Regions from separate parts of the Homo sapiens genome. Here region 2 is linked to region 1. A link is a loop called in an ENCODE intact Hi-C map of the cell type or tissue named here. Cell type or tissue: ascending aorta. All regions are shown on one strand.

Evidence for each region. Hi-C counts contacts between places; a loop is a spot of excess contacts. Peaks named below come from ENCODE experiments on the same cell type or tissue, not always from the same donor. Only the 100,000 strongest peaks of a DNase experiment are listed, where the experiment ranks them.
Region 2: it touches region 1 in a loop (5-fold over the local background); 1 of 110 quality-filtered maps calls a loop at or near these places.

What each region holds. Positions count from the first base shown.
Region 1 is chr18:21,456,128-21,460,127 of GRCh38, forward strand. All of the region lies in intron 15 of GREB1L (GREB1 like retinoic acid receptor coactivator), which reads left to right. Among named protein-coding and RNA genes, the nearest start is that of GREB1L-AS1, 7.1 kb to the left of the region's middle. In ascending aorta, no CTCF peak of the experiment used is centred here; a DNase peak (open chromatin) is centred at 2,354; H3K4me3 peaks cover 711 bases; H3K27ac peaks cover 2,543 bases.
Region 2 is chr18:22,183,225-22,187,224 of GRCh38, forward strand. The region is part of intron 6 of GATA6 (GATA binding protein 6); the gene reads left to right. Among named protein-coding and RNA genes, the nearest start is that of GATA6, 16 kb to the left of the region's middle. In ascending aorta, a CTCF peak has its summit at 2,233; DNase peaks (open chromatin) are centred at 1,602, 2,307, 3,307, 3,670 and 1 weaker place; H3K4me3 peaks cover 3,006 bases; H3K27ac peaks cover 4,000 bases.

The sequences.
Region 1 (4,000 bases):
ACCCCTGACCTCAAGTGATCCACCAGCCTCAGCCTCCCAAAGTGCTGGGATTACAGGCATAAGCCACCATACCCAGCCCGGATTCTGCATTTCTAACAAGCTTATAGTGAAGCCAGTGTCAGAAGACCACACTTTGAGTAGCATGGCTCAGTGAGAAATCTTGCTTGATTGTACTTTTAAAAATAACTAAAAGAGTATTGTAATTGGATTGTTTGTAACACAAAGGATAAATACTTCAGGGGATGGATACCCCATTTACCCTGATGTGATTATTACACATTCCATGCGTGTATCAAATTTTCTCATATGCTCCATAAATATATACTCCTACTGTGTACCCACAAAATTTGAAATTAAAAGTTTTTAAAAAGGCCTCTTGTTCCAGAGGCCAAATGAGCTGACTGACAGTACATTTTTCCCTGTTTCTATCTCTTTAACCCCTCTTGGTGGCTGTGACTGACATGTGAAGTTTTGTCCACACCTTCTGGAGTCCCAAGTGTCTGGTTGACAGTGCAGTCTTCTTTTTAGCCTCTCAGTTTTGGAATGACAGGTTACAAAATGACTTGTTGGAAATATCGACCTGTAGGTGATGAGCTGGAAAAGGTCAAATGCCTTCTCTCATGGCTCTCCCAAAAACCAAAGTGAGTTCTCTCTCTCAGCTACCGGCTTCTTTCTGCATTTATTTTTCCTGCCCCTTCTCCAGTATGGGGAGTGGGTTGTTGTCGGTCACACCAAGCAGTAGCCAGATTTTTTGTTATTTCATATGGATTTTTTTCCTTTCGTAACATGGAGGAAGGGCCTTGTCTTTTAAGTATTTTACTTGTACCATTTGGCATTTGTGGCCTCCCTGAGTTTGTGATCTGATATCCCAAATTGTGCTTGAGCAAACACATCATGGCACCTGTTTGAAGTGACGAAATCATCTGCAGAGCCTTTTCCTGAAATAACCTCTCAGTGACCTGCACTTTCACCTTTCCTAATAAATGCAAGCTCCTAAATAAAGCCTTACATTTTTGACAGATGAATAAATTGTGCAGGTTTTTTCCTTTCTCTTCTCAATGCCCTCAGATTTTTCTAAAGTGTTTTAAGATTATCACCTCTCAAAAAGGTACCAGAATTTGACCAATTATGTAAGCTTAGAATCCAGAAAAAAAAAAATCATTGTAATAGACATGTTTGGCACACTCAAAGCAAAGCATATTTTTAGAATTATTCACATCTGGCTTTGGCATACATACTGAAATTTTTGCTGCAAAAACAATCACTTCTGTATATTTAAACATACCTTTATTTTGTTATAAAAACATGATTATGGTATGCCTTATTTTTAAAAAATAAAGTAGAAACCTTTAAACATTTATAATCCTACCATTCAAGGGTAACCACTGTTAAAATGTTGGCATTAACAAATAACTTAATACCTAGTGTTCCACCTCTCTTCCCTACCTCTGTTTTTTTCACTTGGCATTACAGTGTGTACCTCTTTCCATGTCATGAACATCTTTTGTGAGCATCATTCTTAATGAATGTATAGTCACATCATAATTACAAAAAAAGTATTTATTTTGATATTTAAATACCTTCATATTCTTGGAACACATACCAATTGATAGAAGAGAAAGGACTAGAAGCATGTTAAAATGTACGGAGAAATTGCTCCGGGTAGAATAAATAGCAGGAGAGCATCCATTAAAATAACTCTTTAAAATCATAGCTGTTAAAACAGAAAGTTTTTAAGAAATCATCTGACTTAGTTTCCTCATATGTCATCATGTGAATTGAGAAGAGCCTAGTTTGCCTGAGATCACAGAGGGTAGTACCTTGAGAGCAAGGACAGTTTTTTTTTTTTTTTTTTTTTGAGGCCGAGTTTTGCTCTTGTTGTACAGGCTGGAGTGCAGTGGCGCGTTCTTGGCTCACCACAACCTCCACCTCCCGGGTTCAAGCGATTCTTCTGCCTCAACCTCCAGAGTAGCTGGGATTACAGGCATGCGCCACCATGCCTGGCTAATTTTTTTGTATTTTTAGTAGAGACAGGGTTTCTCCATGTCGGTCAGGCTGGTCTCGAACTTCCGACCTCAGGTGATCCACCCGTTTCGGCCTCCCAAAGTGCTGGGATTACAGGTGTGAGCCACCGCGCCCGGCCCAAGGACAGTTTTTTTATTGTTGCATGTCTAGTGCCTCGTTTCATGCCTCTCTTGGGCCTGGCACCAGCAGGTGCTCAACTGATGTTTGAATGGAGGGCTAGAAGGAGAAAGAGATGGGCAGAAGGAGAAACAGTGTCCAAGGTCTCTGTGTCCTGGTTCCATTTGCCTCCTTTACTAAAGAAAGCATTCCAGCAGAGTCTGCCAGGAAAAGCACCCAGGCAGGGAAGAGCTGCCAGAGTATGCAGAAAGGGCACATCCTTGGCAGTGCCTGCATGGCTGAAAGTAAAAGGATGAAAATAGAAACCATCACGTTGTTGCAGATCCAGCACTAAAGTGAAGCATTTGAAACCTCAGCACACATTCTGATGAAGAAATGAAGCAAAGAGGGGAGGGAGGAGGAAAAAGGAAAACAAAACAAAATATCATGGACAGAATTTGAAGGTTAAAAAAAAAGAAATGGAGCGGGTTTAACATCTTTTAAGTTTGCGTAACGTAGACTTGTAACTGCTGGAGTGATCGTGGGGAAGGAGCATTTTTATACTATAGGAAATTATTTTATTTTAGTGTCCTTTTTTTAGAAATCTGAAGTGGTAGCATAATTCTAATTCGGAGGACCCCGCATTCTGTGAATGAGAATACTAGCATACTGGTGCAATCCAAAGGCAAGCCCATTTCAGTTCAAGGTGGGAGAGAGAAGTACAGGAAGTGACTGTCCGTTTTTTGCCTCCCTGCTTGTAAAATGGTGTTGGTGGGAGCCCTAGCAAATGGGAGCGGATCTGGAGGTATCCAGGCAAGGAAGTTTTATCCTGTCAGGGGAATGACACAAATCTGATACTTTAACACATGCATGATTATAACAAAGCCAGAGAGACGTATTTGTCTGCTGATATAGAGATTACTCTATTCAAATGGACATAAGGCAGTTTTAAGGAAGCAGTAGACATTGCAGGGGAAGTGAAGAGAGAGAGGAAGGCATTCCCACTTTCTTTTCTTTTTCTTTTTCTTTACTTTTTTTTTTTTTTTTTTTTTTTGAGACGGAGTTTCACTCTTGTTGCCCGGGCTGGAGTGCAGTGGCACAATCTCGGCTCACTGCAACCTCCGCCCTTCAGGTTCAAGTGATTCTCCTGCCCCAGCCTTCCGAGTAGCTTGGATTACAGGCGCCCACCACCATGCCCAGCTAATTTTTGTACTTTTAATAGAGGCAGGGTTTCACCATGTTGGCCAGGCTTGTCTTGAACTCCTGACCTCAAGGGGATCTGCCCACCTCGGCCTCCCAAAGTGCTGGGATTACAGGAGTGAGCCACCGCGCATGGCCGGCATTCTCAGTTTCTAAAAACAGATTTTCTTGTGGCAGAGCTTTCTTCTGTAAGATAACAATAAATAACAAAAAAAAATTTTAATAAAAAAATAAAGACATATTTTTTTGGTCTCACCAACCTTATACTCCCTTGTTGGTCACTTAAAATTTCAACAGAAAAAAAGACAGTATTTTTTGTTCAGTGACTAAGACACAGGGAACAGGTGCCCAGGAAGAATGTACTGGGAAACTGCTGTCCTGAGGTAGAGGAAACACGAGAGATTGCTTTGTGCAAGCATAACCCAGCACATGCATTGCTGTCCGGGGGATGGCCCAGCCAATACCCAGCTCTCAGTACCTTCCGTTCTCACCCTCAGGCACATTTACCCCCCGCTTCACCACAGCCACAATGACTGCCCGCCTCGTCATACCCTGGACCCTGCCTAATCCTGGAATCACCCATTCAGATGTTCCCAATTTCAGGCCACACTCTCCTTCAGGCCACACATATACAACATGTTCTCACTGTGTGGGGAAAAATCAACCTTTCCAGTTGATG
Region 2 (4,000 bases), 730 kb after region 1:
TACTTTACAAACCTCTTAATTAAGATCGGTATCATTTTTTTATGGTTAAATTAACCCAAGTAAAAGCAAGAAGTTTTGGTTTAAAGTGTTTTAAATTGTTTTATTTCCAGGTTTTTATCAGAGTTGCTATATATATTATATGTGTATATTTATGTATTTCCGATGTAGATCATAAGAACTATGAGGCCAGTGGTTTCATAGATTACAGTGCCCATAACAGTTAAGTAGCTTTTGTTTATCCTATCAATTCCAGCCTTTTTTTCTTTTTTTATCATCCACCCAAAGCAAAGCTCATCATAAAGTGTTATATGCTGCTGTATTCACTATTTCCTTTGCCCAATTGTGTTCTTGCTGGGAGAGCTTGCCTTCTTCTAATGTACCTTAATTGTACTGGCGTTTATTTCAGCTATGACAAAACCTAGGAGTGATTTGTGCCACTGTGGACAGGAGATGCCTGGGTCTTCGTGAGGATCACAGACTTAGTTTCTTATAAAGCTGTGACCAAAACTCAGTTTGCCTCTAGTAGAGAGCATTTTCCCACCCTAATGTTTCCCAAATTTACCTGGAATGCCCTTCTAAAAAATACTGGGCCTTCCCTCAGACGTCAGTGAGCTCCAAGGCAGGGCCTGCGGCAAGCAGGACTTTAAAATGTGTCCTTGTGACCCTTGGGACTACACTGAGACAAGATTAGGACTAAACACCAGCATTTAAATGCCTATTTACTTAGTAATTGTTTTCTACATTTAGTTTTCTCCTGAAATTATTTGGGGTACTTTAAAATACTACAGATTCCTGGGCCCCACCCTGGATTTTCCAAGTCAGAGTCTCTGGGTGTGGGACTTGGATATCTATCTGTTGTTGAACAAGTGCCCCAGGTGAAATTGGAACTACTGCCCCGGAGGTGTTTGGGAACCACAGACCTGGTTTCTTTCCACTGTATTTTTACTGGCTTTAACAAACAAAAATTAAATATTTAAAACAAAATGTTTAAACTGTGCTTAAAATTATATTTGATATTTTTCTTTGTCCTCCTACCCAAATTCTTTTGAGCCTTTTCTGTAAGGAAACAAAACGTCTTTTTAGAGTTTCACAAGGGAAGAAGCCTTTTAGTTGTTTTTTTTTTTGCAGACTCATGGTAAAGAATGTTTCTAGGCTTTATAAAGGTGGACTCCATGCTATGGTGTTGTGTTTTACAGGCAGGTTAGATGTAACTGAGGATTGAAAGTGGTAAATAGAACATGTTTCTTGGGAAATGAAAAGATTATTTAATAATAATTATTTTTTTTTTGAGGCTGAGTCTTGCTGTCACCGAGGCTGGAGTGTGCAGTGGCGCAATCTCGGCTCACTGCAACCTCCACTTCCCGGATTCAAGCAATCCTCCCACTTCAGCCTCCCGAGAAGCTAGAATTACAGGCATACACCAACTCACCTGGCTAATTTTTTTTTGTATAGTTAGTAGAGACGGGGTTTCACCATGTTGGCCAGGGTGGTCTCGAACTCCTGTCCTCAAGTGATCCACCTACCTCAGCCTCCCAAAGTGCTAGGATTACAGGCATGAGTCACCGCGCCTGGCCTAAAAATATCCTTTATTATGCCGTAGTCCTCAGGAGCAATTATGTAGCTAGAGGCAAAACAATTTGGTTTTCTAAAGCAGGGAGGGAGCCGCCTCTCTCCTAGCTGAAATGAGGACTGCTGCCAGCTCCAAGTCACTTTTGTTGGTGGTACAGTCCAGCTTAAATGTGGCAAAAAGACTAATTTGAATGATAAATTGCACTGAGGTCGATATATACCCAACAATGGGCTTCGGGGACTTGGAACCATTGTGGGTGGAGTCTTGTGATTTTGTGACGTAAAATTTCAAAATTTGCTATTAGCAAGTCCTATCGGTTGCTGTCCAGCGAAAGGAGTGAAAAGCCAGTGAAAAGGGCCATGGTCTGGCTAGAAGAAGGGCCTTGGGAGTTCCATCTCTGGTCCTAGGCTTATTGTCCCAGGAACTCTCACCAGGGACAGAGCAGATGGAGGTGGCTTGCTGGTCAATGCCCTTCAGAGGAAAGATCAGTTCCCCACCAGAGGCCAGGAGGCAAAGCAACAAGGATGTTAAGGATGGGGTTGGAGAGTACTAGTTTCACACCAGGTCTTCAGCTGCAAGCTTCCATCCCTGCGGTAGTCTAGGCAGCCTCCACGGGGACTGAGAAGCTGGGAGTGGCTGGTGTGAGCTGCAGCCAGGGGGCATCTCTCCGAGCTCTCCAGCCTCTGGGCTGCGCAGCAGAAACACTGACTGCCATTACCAGGGCAGGGGGTAGGGTTGCTGGCCTGCCTACCAACCTCCCCAGTTCCCCAGGGACTGACTCTTGGCCTTGTTCCGAGGGCACACACGGCTGGTGCCTGGGCTTGCAGGGTTTTATTTCATGGATGTCTCCAAAAGCCTCTACCTGCTGTGGCCATTGTGGGGAAACAGCTACTCGTCTGCTGGCTGCCTTTGGAAGCTGTCCCCCTGTAAGAATACCTGTAGTAGGCTTGAGTGGTGTCCCCAGGTTGTTTTCATGGCGTGCCTGCGTATAACTGTGGATCCCTTCGCACTTTTTGATGTCCTCTCTGGGTGGGCTGAGCCTTCATGTGTATGGCATGGCCCATGTGGCTGCCGAGTAGCTGTGAAGAGTCTGCTGGAGGAGCCATCTGTGAGCAGCTGGTAGAAGCATTTCTAAAAGGTGCCTGTGTTGACAAAGGTGTGTCATTTTCCCATTTTGGTCACAGTGCATAATGTTAGAGGGCAGCTGGCTTTGTGACTGATTGCCTGTAGGATTTTGTGAAATGCTGTGGGTGAAGAAAATATCAGATCCACATAGCAAGGTTGTATCTGGTGTTTACAAAGTATATGTATTACATACACAGCACCGAGGTTGGCTTGGAGTTTAAGCCTCCTAAGGTAATGCGTCCACCCCACGGATCTCCAGTGCTCCCTGTGACTGACTGGTAGAAATTAGTAGTGCAGGGTGACCCTCGTTTGATGGGGCCACGGAACTACAAAGCAAAGGGCGATCTTAGGCACCCTCCCAGCAGAAGGTGGAACTGGGGGCCACATATCCCTCCATTTAGAGATGTAAGTAGCAGTATCACTGCCTTTCTTTAATGACTGTGAGTTATAGCAAGGAAGTAAAAAACTGTTCCAGAGGCCCACATGAAACATGCTGTTTACTTTAATTCCCCACTGAAAAATCAGTTGTAGGAGATCACCGGTAGGCATTCCCAGCAGGCTTATTGTAAGTCCTGGGACATGACAGGAACAGGGTTCTGACCTGCCTTTCACGTGGCCATTTAAGTGATGGCACCAGGACCTTAGCATGACACAGAGTCCTGAGCTCTCTTGGCCAGGACGAAAGGAGCCACAGGAGCTGAGTATTGTGGAAGGGGTCTATCGTGGTTGTCTGCTTCTGGGAGAGGGGGCTCCAGGGCTCCCCTCCCCTAGCAGGAATGAAGGTGTGGGCATAATTCCTAGTGCACGGCATTCTTCCAGGATAAGTTGTCCTAATGCCACGAAAATTTTTGTGCTGCTCTGAAGCCTCATGTCTTAGCTTTATATACTTGTTAATCTGTGCCTTCATGAGACCTGTGTCTGGGCAAAAAGGAGACATTCCTTCAGATAAGAGTCAGCAAGTCGATGACCTTGCCACCTTATGACTCAGTTTCTCTTGGTTATAGGCTGTGCATGTGCTGGAGGCACAGGGAGGGCAGTGTGTTTCTGTCTGAAATCAGGAGGACTCACGGTCATACAGCCCTGCTTAAAATATTGCCTATTTTTTTCTTTTGAAATTATTTTTGTTTATTAAAAATGTATGTTAAACTTAAATTTTTGATAAATGGTTGCTTTCTGTGGCAAAAATAGTCTTTCTTTCTGGCTAAGAATTTTCTTATCCATGCAGATTTACTAAAAAATGTATATTTAGTTGATCTAAATAGATATCAGTTTTTCTTTGGGCTGGGTGCGGTGGCTCACCCCTTT